Regions from separate parts of the Mus musculus genome. Here region 1 is linked to region 2. The links are chromatin loops, found by intact Hi-C in ENCODE. Cell type or tissue: left cerebral cortex. All regions are shown on one strand. Each heading gives the region's core, and the rest is flanking DNA. Links, peaks and the distances in the headings are about the cores only. Region 1 holds the start of Arl6ip1 (ADP-ribosylation factor-like 6 interacting protein 1). Region 2 holds the start of Smg1 (SMG1 homolog, phosphatidylinositol 3-kinase-related kinase (C. elegans)).

Region 1 (5,372 bases), core at 313-5,312, 110 kb before region 2:
TTAACCAAGGTTAGAGAAGAGCAGCCGTCAGTCACTATTCCCAGTCAGAGCTATTCCCTCCCTCCCTCCCCTCGACTCTCAGAGCCGGGGCTGCTCCCTTTCTAACTTCCTCACAGAGGCGTTCCAGGGGCACCATGGCGTGATGTTGTCACAGCCATAGCGGTTAATGTAAACAGCAGTACTCAAAACCTCTGGAGTCCTCAATATTTTTTTTCCTGGGGGTTTTTTCGAGACAGGGTTTCTCAGTTAGCCCTGGCTGTCCTGGAACTCATTCTGCAGCCCAGGCTGGCCTCGAACTCAGAAATCTGCCTGCCTCTGCCTCCCCAGTGCTGGGATTAAAGGCGTGCGCCACCACGCCCAGCTGGGTCCTCAAAATTTACTAGAAGGAATATAATAAAGCAAGAGTGCTGAAACACAAGAGTTTGCGTGTCCGGGATTTACTCAACTGCATCAAGTTACAACTTTACATAAGGACTACAAATCTAGAAAGAGGGCAAGCTGCTTGCAATAAAGGCATTCCTTTTGGATTATGTATTACAAAAGCTTCTCTAAGCACAGGCTATGAACCCTCTGAGCATTAGCAATAGAATCTCACTTACAGGAACAGCAGGGAAACCACACCCATGATGGCAGGTGGAAACCAGGCTCTTTCCCATCGAAGGACTTTGTCAGCCATCAGCATCACCTCTCCCCAGCCTTGCAGCTGCTCTTCAAGACTTGCAGTCTCCACGGCCTACACATGATCAACAGTTAAGACTGTTACTTTGCCAATCTCAACACTTTGGTGGCTCAGAGAGTACTTTCTCAGGCATCAAAAACACGTAAAATGCCTTTTACAAAACTGTTATCTTAAACAAGGTGAGTCATGAAAACCTGCAATTTTGGCACCAAATATGAAAATCCATGGGTAGGAAAAAGCCTAGGCTTTAATGGTCATTTTAGCACTGGGCCATATGTCCATGATGTATAATAATATTCCCAAGATTTCACAATTTATTTCAATATTCATGAAAGTGAGCTTAATATGGGAAACTAATATCCCCAAATGCAGCCACAGAGCCAAGAGGCAGTGCTCAGAATATTACTAGATTGAATATTCTGTTTGCCCATTTCAGGTGGTTGGCATTGATCTGTCGATTGGCCGTTTTATTGATTGAAGTCCTTCTAAATCCATCAGGAGAACCTTTCCCTTAACACTAAGTACATAAATCTCTAAAATAGCTTTGTATAATGGAATGACTCTGATGTTGGCAGTCACTGTGGAATTAAAGAAAACTCTTTCAACCAAACTATGTGAGCTCAGCACTTAATGGCTCCTCATCATTAATGATAGAATTTCAATTAAATCTCAAAATTTTTCTGCATATGTGACAACTAGCCAAAAGCACACCTTTACCATGGGCTACTGTGACCTGAACCTATCAGGGACTTTGGTAACGGAAGGTATTTAGAACCTGTTTGTGCAGAACTCTGGATTCAACATCCAGGAACTACATACACACAATGCCCAACTGACACTATCAACTCTTCACAAAGGAATATGCAAATATAGAACAGTTCAGGCTAATTTTAATAAAGATGAGATATGTGACTAAGTACTTTTGACATCTCCCCATACTAGAAATCCTAAACATTTTACATGTTATACTTCAATTGACGCTCCAAAAAAACTGGAAAAGGTATTCTCACAACCTCTACTTTAAGATAAGGCGACTGAGACATAAAGGGGTTAATATATTTAAATCCAGGAAATCCAAGACTAATGGACTTGCTCTCCTTAAAATGATGGAAATAGTAGTGATCAGGCCCTCTCCCATGATAGTTTCCTTGTACAGCAATTAATCCTCTTATTGAATTGTTTGCTGGTATTGTGTAGGAGGAGTTTAAGGGTACAGGGTAAGCATCTCTATTGTATGGTACTGTGTGTGTGTGTGTGTGTGTGTGTGTGTGTGTAGGGAATTTAAGGATACAGGGAATGCACCTCTAAACACAAATACAAACTGAAAATCTTGCACTAATCAAAACTGTCCCGAAGAATCTTGTCGGCACTTAGCAGTTAAAAAGGCAGGCATTAAAAGCTGATTGCTTTTTTCATTTCTGATATGGCCTGCCTTTTCTGGGGAATGACAATACAGAAAAAAAAAAAAAAAGATCTTTCGTTCTTGCCTAGGTGGGTGATGCAGTTAAAAATTTGAAACTAGCAGGGCCTGGTGATGCGCAACTGTAATCCCAGCACAGGAGGATGACAAATACAAGGCTAGCCTCGTCAAGCTACACGAAAACCTAGCCTTAAAAACCAAAAACAAAGACCTAACCAAAAACAAAGACCTGTAATGAAGCAAACGCGCCCTCTTCTAATACCATCATCTCGTGTAGCTCCGTCAAATCCGTGCTAAATCATTTTTAAAGTTGCATCCAGTCCCGTGAGTCCCTCGCCAGTTCCCAGACAAGTGCCAGGATCCCCCACTGTCCTTTCCGCAGAACCCGTTTTCAGCTTCCTGCGGTGAACTCCAACCAGCCAGCTCCAACAAATTCTGTGTCAGCGATAAACTAATTCTCTGTAGCAGCCCTTTGACCCTCCACCCTTGCGCCAAGTTTTAGGAGAAAAAGAATCATGATTAAAAATAATCTACGGAACATGAGATTAAGATCAAAGGGCAAAACAGGTAGGTCTCCGGCCTGAGCCGGAGCGCTAGACAAGGCCCCTGGCGGCCGAGTGCCCCAACCTGTTACCCAGGTTCCTTCTTGCCACAGCCCCCTTCTCACACTTCCTCACGCACGGCCCAAGCCTTATGGTGCAGGATTCCGGGGGACGTTGGGGATCGCCAGCAGCGACCTCCACCGTGGAGATAAGGCCTGGCTGTCCCTGGTAGTCCACCGAGGCCAGGAGGCCCATCCGGAAACTCCGGGGACAGACTGACCACCGCAACTCACCAGCAGGTTGCTGCTGCGGTTATCCCCCTCCGCCATCGTTCCAGACTCGCGGTTATCAACGAGCGAACACACACTATCCCCCCAACACCAGCAAGGCAACCCGAGCGCGGGGGAACGCCCCGCAGTCTGCTTATATAGGCTAGCTGCCTTTCCCGACAGCCCTCGCGAAACTCGCTCCTCATTGGGTAGACCGCACTCCGGCTTCTGGGAAGTCGGGCCAACCGGCAGCTAGCGCATGACTTGAAATCCAGGTCAAAGGAGAGCGAAACTGAAAGACTCTGACCAATCAGAGTGCAGGGGTGTGGCCCTCGAGAGGCGGAGCGGAAGGAAGCGGTTCAACCGCCGTACCTAGTCTCTCACCCAGATCTTCCTAAATCCTGGGGCCTCTCTAGTCCCTAGCTCTTCTGCTGGAAATCAAAACCGCTCAGGCGCCTGTCCGCTCAGCTGCGCAGGGGATGCGCAATGGCATCCTATGCGGAGGCTGGAAGGGCAAGGACGCTTTAGGTTGCTGTGGCACCTGCTGACTGAAGTATTGGCTGCCCCAAGTGAGCGCTGTCTGTGCCTTCTCCCCAGCTCTGGCCTTTGGAGAACATGGAAGATGCACAAACTCTTAAAGGGCTTCATTTGCAGCCAGTTTTTGGGGGAATCATTTGCGGGGTGCTTCACTTGATAATCTATGAGTACTTCAGGTAGCTAGGGGAGCGCTTCATTCGGAGGGATGGATGAGTAGAGGAGCAATTCGGATGTTGGAGGGCTTCAGACTGATAGATTAATGGATGTATGGGGAAGCCAGGCTAAATACGACCTTCAACTAATTTTAAATTATTTTTAAAAACACTTCGTTCCTTAATTCCCAGGTTCTTTAAAGGCCTTGGAGGTTAAAGAGAAATGTGAGAGATCACATAGTGCTCCTAAATATGCCTGGTCCCTTCCTGGCCTATGGTGGCTCTGTCAAAGGGGCATACAATTTGTCATAGAACTTGTGGAAAGTACTAGAAGGTACAGACAACAGTTTTGACCAGGAAGGACGCTCATTGTGTGTGGGCGGGGCGGGGGGGGGATATTATGACTTCGGTTGATACAGAAATCATGTCAAAAATTGTAAAGCCTGGAATTCCCTCCTTCTCCTCAGTATTGAGAACAAAAGGACCCAAACAGCTGCTACCAAGCAATGAGGTGCCCATCTTGGTGGTACCAGGAGCAGTCACTTTGCTAAGAGAGGGCAGAGTAATAAGTTTTTCCTTGGCAACTTGGCTACTGCCCCAGAAAGCTTAGTTTAGTCGGTGTTCCCAAAGTAAAATTTAAGTTTAGGCCAGTCCCAGGTCCCAATCCAGCTCTCACTAACCTTCCAAATGGCTCAGAGGTTACAAACACCTCTTTTTCTACCACAAAGTGACCTTTTGAAATGTGTCAGAAGATGAAGCTCGTAACACAAATCTTCCTCAGAACTTTGGCACTGCAAATGAAGAAGATCTTTGCAAATACTCTTCTTCTTTCAGAGCTTTCACTCACAATTAAGGCTCTGCAGTTTTGTTTTAAATATTGCTAAAATTAAGCTTCATGCATTTTCTGTGTAATCCTGGCTGTCCTGAAACTTGCTTTATAAACCAGATTCGCCTAGAAATTCCACCTATCCTTGCCTCCCCTGGGATTGAAGGTGTCGATTCTTATCTAAGAACTTTCCTACTGAAATAATTAACTCGCTGTTCAAAAGGGAGTAAAACATTTTTTAAGAAATTTTTTTAATTTGGAGAGATAATATGAAAAAAAAAAGCCACAAAACTATTGCAAAACAAACTTTCTGGGATCTACTTCAATAAATTCAGAGCTTAGATACTGTTATCTTTTTAAGACTTGAACCTTTATTTTTATTTTTTTGAAAAACAGGTATTTCATACAATCTTTACCATGTTAATGTAAAGTAGGCAGGTGTTTTTGTTTTTCAAATGATGCATTATGGACATTTTCAGGAAGCTGGTGTTATTTATTCAACTTTTAATCTTAAATACAAGCACAAAATTATATCCATCAGGAGGCATTACAACTTAAAAATAAGCCACTATTTGTACAATGTTACTAAGACAAGGAAGATTCAGTTCAACTCAACTTACTCTTAAATAAGAGTTTAAAAAAAAAAAAAACACAAAATGTGATGTCATTGCCACCTGACATTCCAGGTAGAAACTTAAGTGACTTGTAAATTGAAAAATGACACAGAATCTGAAACAGGAGCTGAACCACACTGTCAGAAAAAGGGAGAACAACCACTGCCAATCACCCTGTTGTGGAAAAATAAAATTTCAGAACTATATTCTTTGCCATCTTCAAATAGCCAGCTGATTTGAGTTTTTAACATTAGCACTAGAACTTCCCAATGAGCCCCAATTGTCAAGTTTTCTCTACATGGTTGCCTTTTCAAACCTAAGCAGTTAGCTTTT
Region 2 (5,319 bases), core at 1-5,000:
TTACAAATAAACCAAGTTTGCTATGAGGTATGTGTATATTCCTGTTTCCTCTAGAAAGCAAGTACTCCTGCCTTGTACTCCATAAACCCACGTGTGCACCTCATCATAGTCGTACTCTCTATCCAAGAATTCAATCAGAGCTCATAGAAAGTTTTCATCCTTTCCCCATACACCCTCACTATGCCAAGAAACAAAAATATTTGAAACATAGGTGACATTAACTAACAACCTATGCACATATTCCTTAACTATATAAGCCATTCTGCTCTGTGTGTGTTTTTGTGTGTGCGTGTGTGTGTGTGTGTGTGTGTGTGTGTGTGTATACAGGTCATAATATGCTAAAATATAGTAGAATCCATTGTTTTCCGAGACAGGAGACAAGGGTTTATCTTGGCTGTCTTGGAACTCAGACCAGGCTGGACTCAAACTCTCAGGAAGCCACCTGCCTCTGCCTCCCAAGTGCTGGGATTAAAAGTGTGCACCACCATAGCCAGCTGTAGAATCCATTTTTAAATAAGAGCTCTATCAAAAGTCAAATTCAAGTTCATTTATCACCTAATGTGTCAGCTGCTTAAAATCAAACCTCACACATTTCAATAACAGTGAAATCAAAGCATGTCAATGAAAAGAATGTCAACTTGTTTTATTTAACGCACTGCACAAACCTTCATGCAGGGCAAGTCAAAGCGATGATTTTGCAAACACTCCTTATAACTGCTTCAAATCTCAAATCTAGACTTAGGCATTCGTTTTTACAATCATTTAGTCACAAACATCAGTTCTCAAGAGACACAATGTTTAGGAATGCACGTTAAACAAAATAAGTGTACCCCTATTAGCCAAAGAGCATTTTAATTTCTCTACCAACTCTTAAAATGTAACACACTAACTTCTAAAATACTCCACTTCCAAGCTGTTCTGAAATTAGGAGGATCTACTAGAAAGCAAGACCAACACCAAAAAGTGTACGCTTTCCATTCACGTGGCCATTCTGAACAACGGAGTGTACTTCAAAGAATACATCAACTTCTACTGAAAGACAGGTTTTATACATTTAGGAAGTCCTAGGCACTGTTAAAGCTCAAGTAGTCTCTGAATACTTGAAGCCTTTACTCAGCAAAGAATGGGAACCTACATTAAGTATAACCAGTCCATAATCAGAAAGAACTGACTAGAAATAGTTTTTCTTTCGTATTTTTCTCTTAATATTTTAAATCCAACCAGACTCCAATTCCTTCATGCAAAACGAAATTTCTCTACTCCTGAGAATACAAATTCACTCCAAAGCGCCCTGGGAAATTACTGTTTCCAGAAAAACTATTTCTGCAGTTGGGGAAAACTTAAAATGCCCCAGTGCCTGATTGTGTCGATTTCATTCACAGTCCCATAATCTCATCTTTTGGTCGACTAACATCCTGTCTAAAGTCAGAGGAAGACCTCGGTAGAGTTCTCAGCTTTTAAAATACATTAATTAACACGTGGGAGTCCAGAAGGACGCAGAGTTAAGGTGGTCTTTGGCATGAGGACTGGACGCGGAGCCGAGGAAGTTAATAGGTAACAGGGAGGGTTCCTGGACCTCAAATCTCAACTTGGAGTTAGACGGCAGTGGAACGTCCTCCTCCACCCAAGCTCAGAGCCACTGCTCCAGCCATCCGGCTGAGGCGGCCAGCCGGGCACAGAGGCCTCCGCTGCCCGCAGCTTTCCTGCCGGACCAGGCCCGGAGGACACCCAGGAAGCCGCGCCCGGCTCCAGGGACCGCGGGCCTAGGCCGCGCCTCCCAGTCCCGCGGGCCTAGGCCTCGGCCAGCTCCAGGCGAGGCTCGACGCGGTCACCCACCTGGGTTGCCAGTCATTCCAGCTCCGCGGGTACTTGGTGCCGCCGCCGCCGCTGCTCAGCCGAGACCCCGGGGCTCTGCGGCTCATTACCTTCCCCGACACGACATGGCCAAGCGCCGCCGCCCGAAGAAGCGCGAGTCGCCGCCTGAACCGGCCGCCGCCGACACTGCGATCTGGCCCGGGGCTGAGGAGGAAGCCGCGGAGGGGGCGGCGGAGGGCGGGGGAGGCGGACGGCCGTTCCGGGTTCCGCTGGAGCCCGCAACGCAGGAGCAGGAGGCGGGAGCGGCGCGGCGAGGGGGAGGCGGAGGCAGGCGAGGCGACGTCTCTTCCAGGGCAGCGCGCGGCCCGCGACGCTGGGGCCCAGGAGGACGAGGACAGCGAGGAGGCGGTGGCGGCGGCTCCTCACGCTCACACGGCCACGGCTTCCCCGCCTCCCGGCTCCGCCCGCCGCGCCGCCGCTGCCGCACGGCATGCTGGGAGCGAGGGGCGGTGCCGGCGCCCTAGGAGCCTGGAGAGGGGCGGGGCTCGGGGTGAAAGGCGGGGCTATTGGTCACAGAATATGGACTAGAGGCGGGGCTTATGACAGGGGTAGGGTCACCTAGGAGGGGCGGTGCCGGCGCGCCCCAAGCCTGGAGAAGAAGGGCGGGACTAGTTGGGGCGTGGTCTGTGGCTGCTGAACCTGGAGAGGGGAGGGGCGAAAGTCAAAAGGCGGGACCTGCTCGAGAGGCACTGGAGTTCTGAGAGCCTAGACTTCAAGGCGAGGTCCGCGTTCGCGTAGCTAAAAGGGGTGGGGCTTTGAGGAGAAGGCGAGAACTACTGGAGAGCAGGGACCCGAGCGGACCTCCCTGGGCCTCCTGAGCAGCAGCTCTGTCTGCGGGTGGTAGAGAGCAATGTGGACTCGTCGCGGGGCATCATGGGAGAGGGGATCTCCACCCCGGGTCCACACACGCCCTCCCATACACTCGGAGGACCGGCAGTCAGGTGTGAACAGGCGTCCAATGGAGGACAGGAGGGGGAGCGTGCCCTTGAGCGCTAATGCGCGCACACAGATGTGCCCTTGGCGCTCACGTGCGTCCACCTGCCTGCCACCGTCTTAAGGGAAAAAGTCAGAATAGTAAAATCGAGGAAGGGGAAGTGAAAGCGACACCTTTTCAACCCCTACCTGAAATGTCATGCAGTCCTGGTACATATTTTCCAAAAGTGAAAAACAACGCCTGCTTCCTGCCCCATGAACTGTGCTCTGTAATCTGGTTCCTTCTAGTAGTAAGAGGCCTGTTACCCACACTCTCCTGAAAGAATTCGATAAAGCACTGGGCACATTATGTGAACGCAATATACTCCTTTGTGTGCGTGTTTACATGTGAAGTACAGAGAACAACCTCAAGTGTTGCTCATAAGCCTCCAGCTACCATGTATTTTGAGGCAAGGTCTCTCTCTCACTAGCTGGCCAGAGAGCCCCACGAATCTTCTGTTTCCTCAACGCTGGCTTTACAAACGGTGACACCATTTCTGGCTTTTTTTCAGGTGGTTTCTCGTGTGTGCGGGGCAAGCACTTTAATGACTGAGCTATCTCCCTAGCTGCAGGCTCAACTTTAAAAATAGCCGAGATACACATCAAGCAAGTATTTAAACCTTTTCCACATAAAGTTTTTAGGCCATCCATCGTTTTGCCTCACAAGAGAAGTATGTATACATCACTTAAGTAATTCAAAATTGTTACCAAGGACATGGCTCAGAAAGTAGAATGCTCAAAGCAGGAGCAAGCACGAATCACTGGGTTCCATCCCCAGCACCCCATAAATGCAGCATGACGATGTGTCTGTAACCCTAGCATTCAAGAAATGGAAACCGGAAGTTGTTCAGGCTCACCTTCCGCAAACCTGGCCTACATGGGACACTGCCTACCCAACCCCCAAGAAATAAAACTATCACTAAAGTACTTAATTATCAGGCGATATCTCCCTATGAGTATATCCCTTACATTTTTCCACCATCTGATCCTGAGTATGCCCACAAATCCGTCAATGAAGGAGGATCCTGCTATTCCAAAAGACAATCAAATGATTTTTTTTCTCTTTCTGCCACCCACATTGCCCACCATTGCAGAAGAAGTGGGGGGAAAGTCTTCTGAAAAATACGATCTTTGACTCAAGACAGAAATTCCCACAAGGAATTGGCCAGACCCAGGCCTGGTCACCAACCTACTGTAAAAAAAAAAAAATCAATAATGGAGCTGGAAAGTAGTTCAGTGTTGCAGCAGTTTGGTCACCTACCATGTTTGAGGCCTCCTGTTCAATCGCCAGTGCTGTAAAATAATGATCGTTACTTCAATAAGATTGCTTCCATACTGAAATTGCTCTGGGCATCTTCATAAATGCCAATTTACTTCTCACTGAAAAAAGGATACAAGGAAGGGACCCACCAGGTGCATAAGTTAAAAAGCACAGCTGGGCTCCAACTCATAACTCTCCTGCATCTGCCTCTTGGGTGCTGGATTTACAGGCATGTGCCATTATGCCTGGTTTTGCCTTTTTTTTAAAGATTTATTTATTTTATTTATATGAGTACACTGTGGCTGTCATTAGACATACCAGAAGAGGGAATCAATCAGATCCCATTACAGATGGTTTTAAGCTACCGTGTGGTTTCTGGGAATTGAACTCAGGACCTCTGGAAGAGAAACCGGTGTAAGAACACCGCTGAGCCATTTCTCCAGCCCCATGCCTGGATTTTTAGAAGGTATTCTTGTTTTGTTACTTATATGTTTAATTATAGAAGCAATGATAAACACATAATCTAGTATTTTTTAAGTATTTTATTCTTAATTATAGGAGTGGGGAGTAGCAAATACTAATAGGGTACTATTAGTCCAAAGAGAACGTTGGATCTCCTGGAACCGGAGTTATAGGCAGTTTGGAGCCAGCCAGTGGGTGCTGGGAACCAAACTCAGGTCCTCTGTAAGAGCAGTGTATGTTCTTGAGCCCTGTATTGTAAAGTACACCTTTAAGCTGGGGAATCGGAGACAGAGGCAGGGAAATCTCTGTGAGTGTGAGTCTATACAGAGAGTTCCAGGACAGCCAGACTACATAATAAGAATATATAGATGGGGTACATATTCTGAACTGTTGAGCCATCTCTCCAGCCCCAGTCCTTAGTACATTCTAATATGTCATCTAATCATGGTTTGGTCTTTTAGTCGAAATTCAGCAAAATTGATGGAGTACCTACTAACCAAGAAATTGACACTAGGACAGCCATCAGCACCCAGCCCTCAAGAAGCTTAGGGAGAAAGCACTAAGGGCAGGACCTATCATGAGAACTGACTGAAGTCCTCCAATTTGTTCAGGTCCCCTCTCGCTCCCTGCTAGAGCAGCTCTCAGTCTGGCTGCAGGTGCCTTTTGCCTGATGCCATTCCTCAGTTCCAAAGTCTGGTTTTTAGATTGTTTCCCTCACAGTGTGTTGGTTTGTTTGTTTGTTCATTTGT

Evidence for each region. A loop is a pair of places that touch in the nucleus more often than their neighbours do. Peaks named below come from ENCODE experiments on the same cell type or tissue, not always from the same donor. Only the 100,000 strongest peaks of a DNase experiment are listed, where the experiment ranks them.
Region 1: it touches region 2 in a loop (3-fold over the local background); 2 of 42 quality-filtered maps call a loop at or near these places.

Annotation. Positions count from the first base shown.
Region 1 is chr7:118,126,535-118,131,906 of GRCm38, forward strand. Arl6ip1 (ADP-ribosylation factor-like 6 interacting protein 1) reads right to left here and starts at 3,091. Exons shown (of 6, transcript NM_019419.2): 1 at 2,935-3,091; 2 at 600-733. The coding sequence starts at 2,970. Smg1 (SMG1 homolog, phosphatidylinositol 3-kinase-related kinase (C. elegans)) reads right to left here. Exons shown (of 63, transcript NM_001031814.1): 63 at 4,778-5,372. In left cerebral cortex, for the core only: a CTCF peak has its summit at 2,752; DNase peaks (open chromatin) are centred at 774, 2,496 and 3,159; H3K4me3 peaks cover 2,592 bases; H3K27ac peaks cover 1,366 bases.
Region 2 is chr7:118,241,369-118,246,687 of GRCm38, forward strand. It overlaps Smg1 (SMG1 homolog, phosphatidylinositol 3-kinase-related kinase (C. elegans)), which reads right to left and starts at 2,269. Exons shown (of 63, transcript NM_001031814.1): 1 at 1,837-2,269. The coding sequence starts at 1,922. It overlaps 4930583K01Rik (RIKEN cDNA 4930583K01 gene), which reads left to right and starts at 2,539. Exons shown (of 2, transcript NR_027879.1): 1 at 2,539-2,597; 2 at 3,360-4,183. In left cerebral cortex, for the core only: no CTCF peak of the experiment used is centred there; DNase peaks (open chromatin) are centred at 2,442 and 3,153; H3K4me3 peaks cover 2,619 bases; H3K27ac peaks cover 1,597 bases.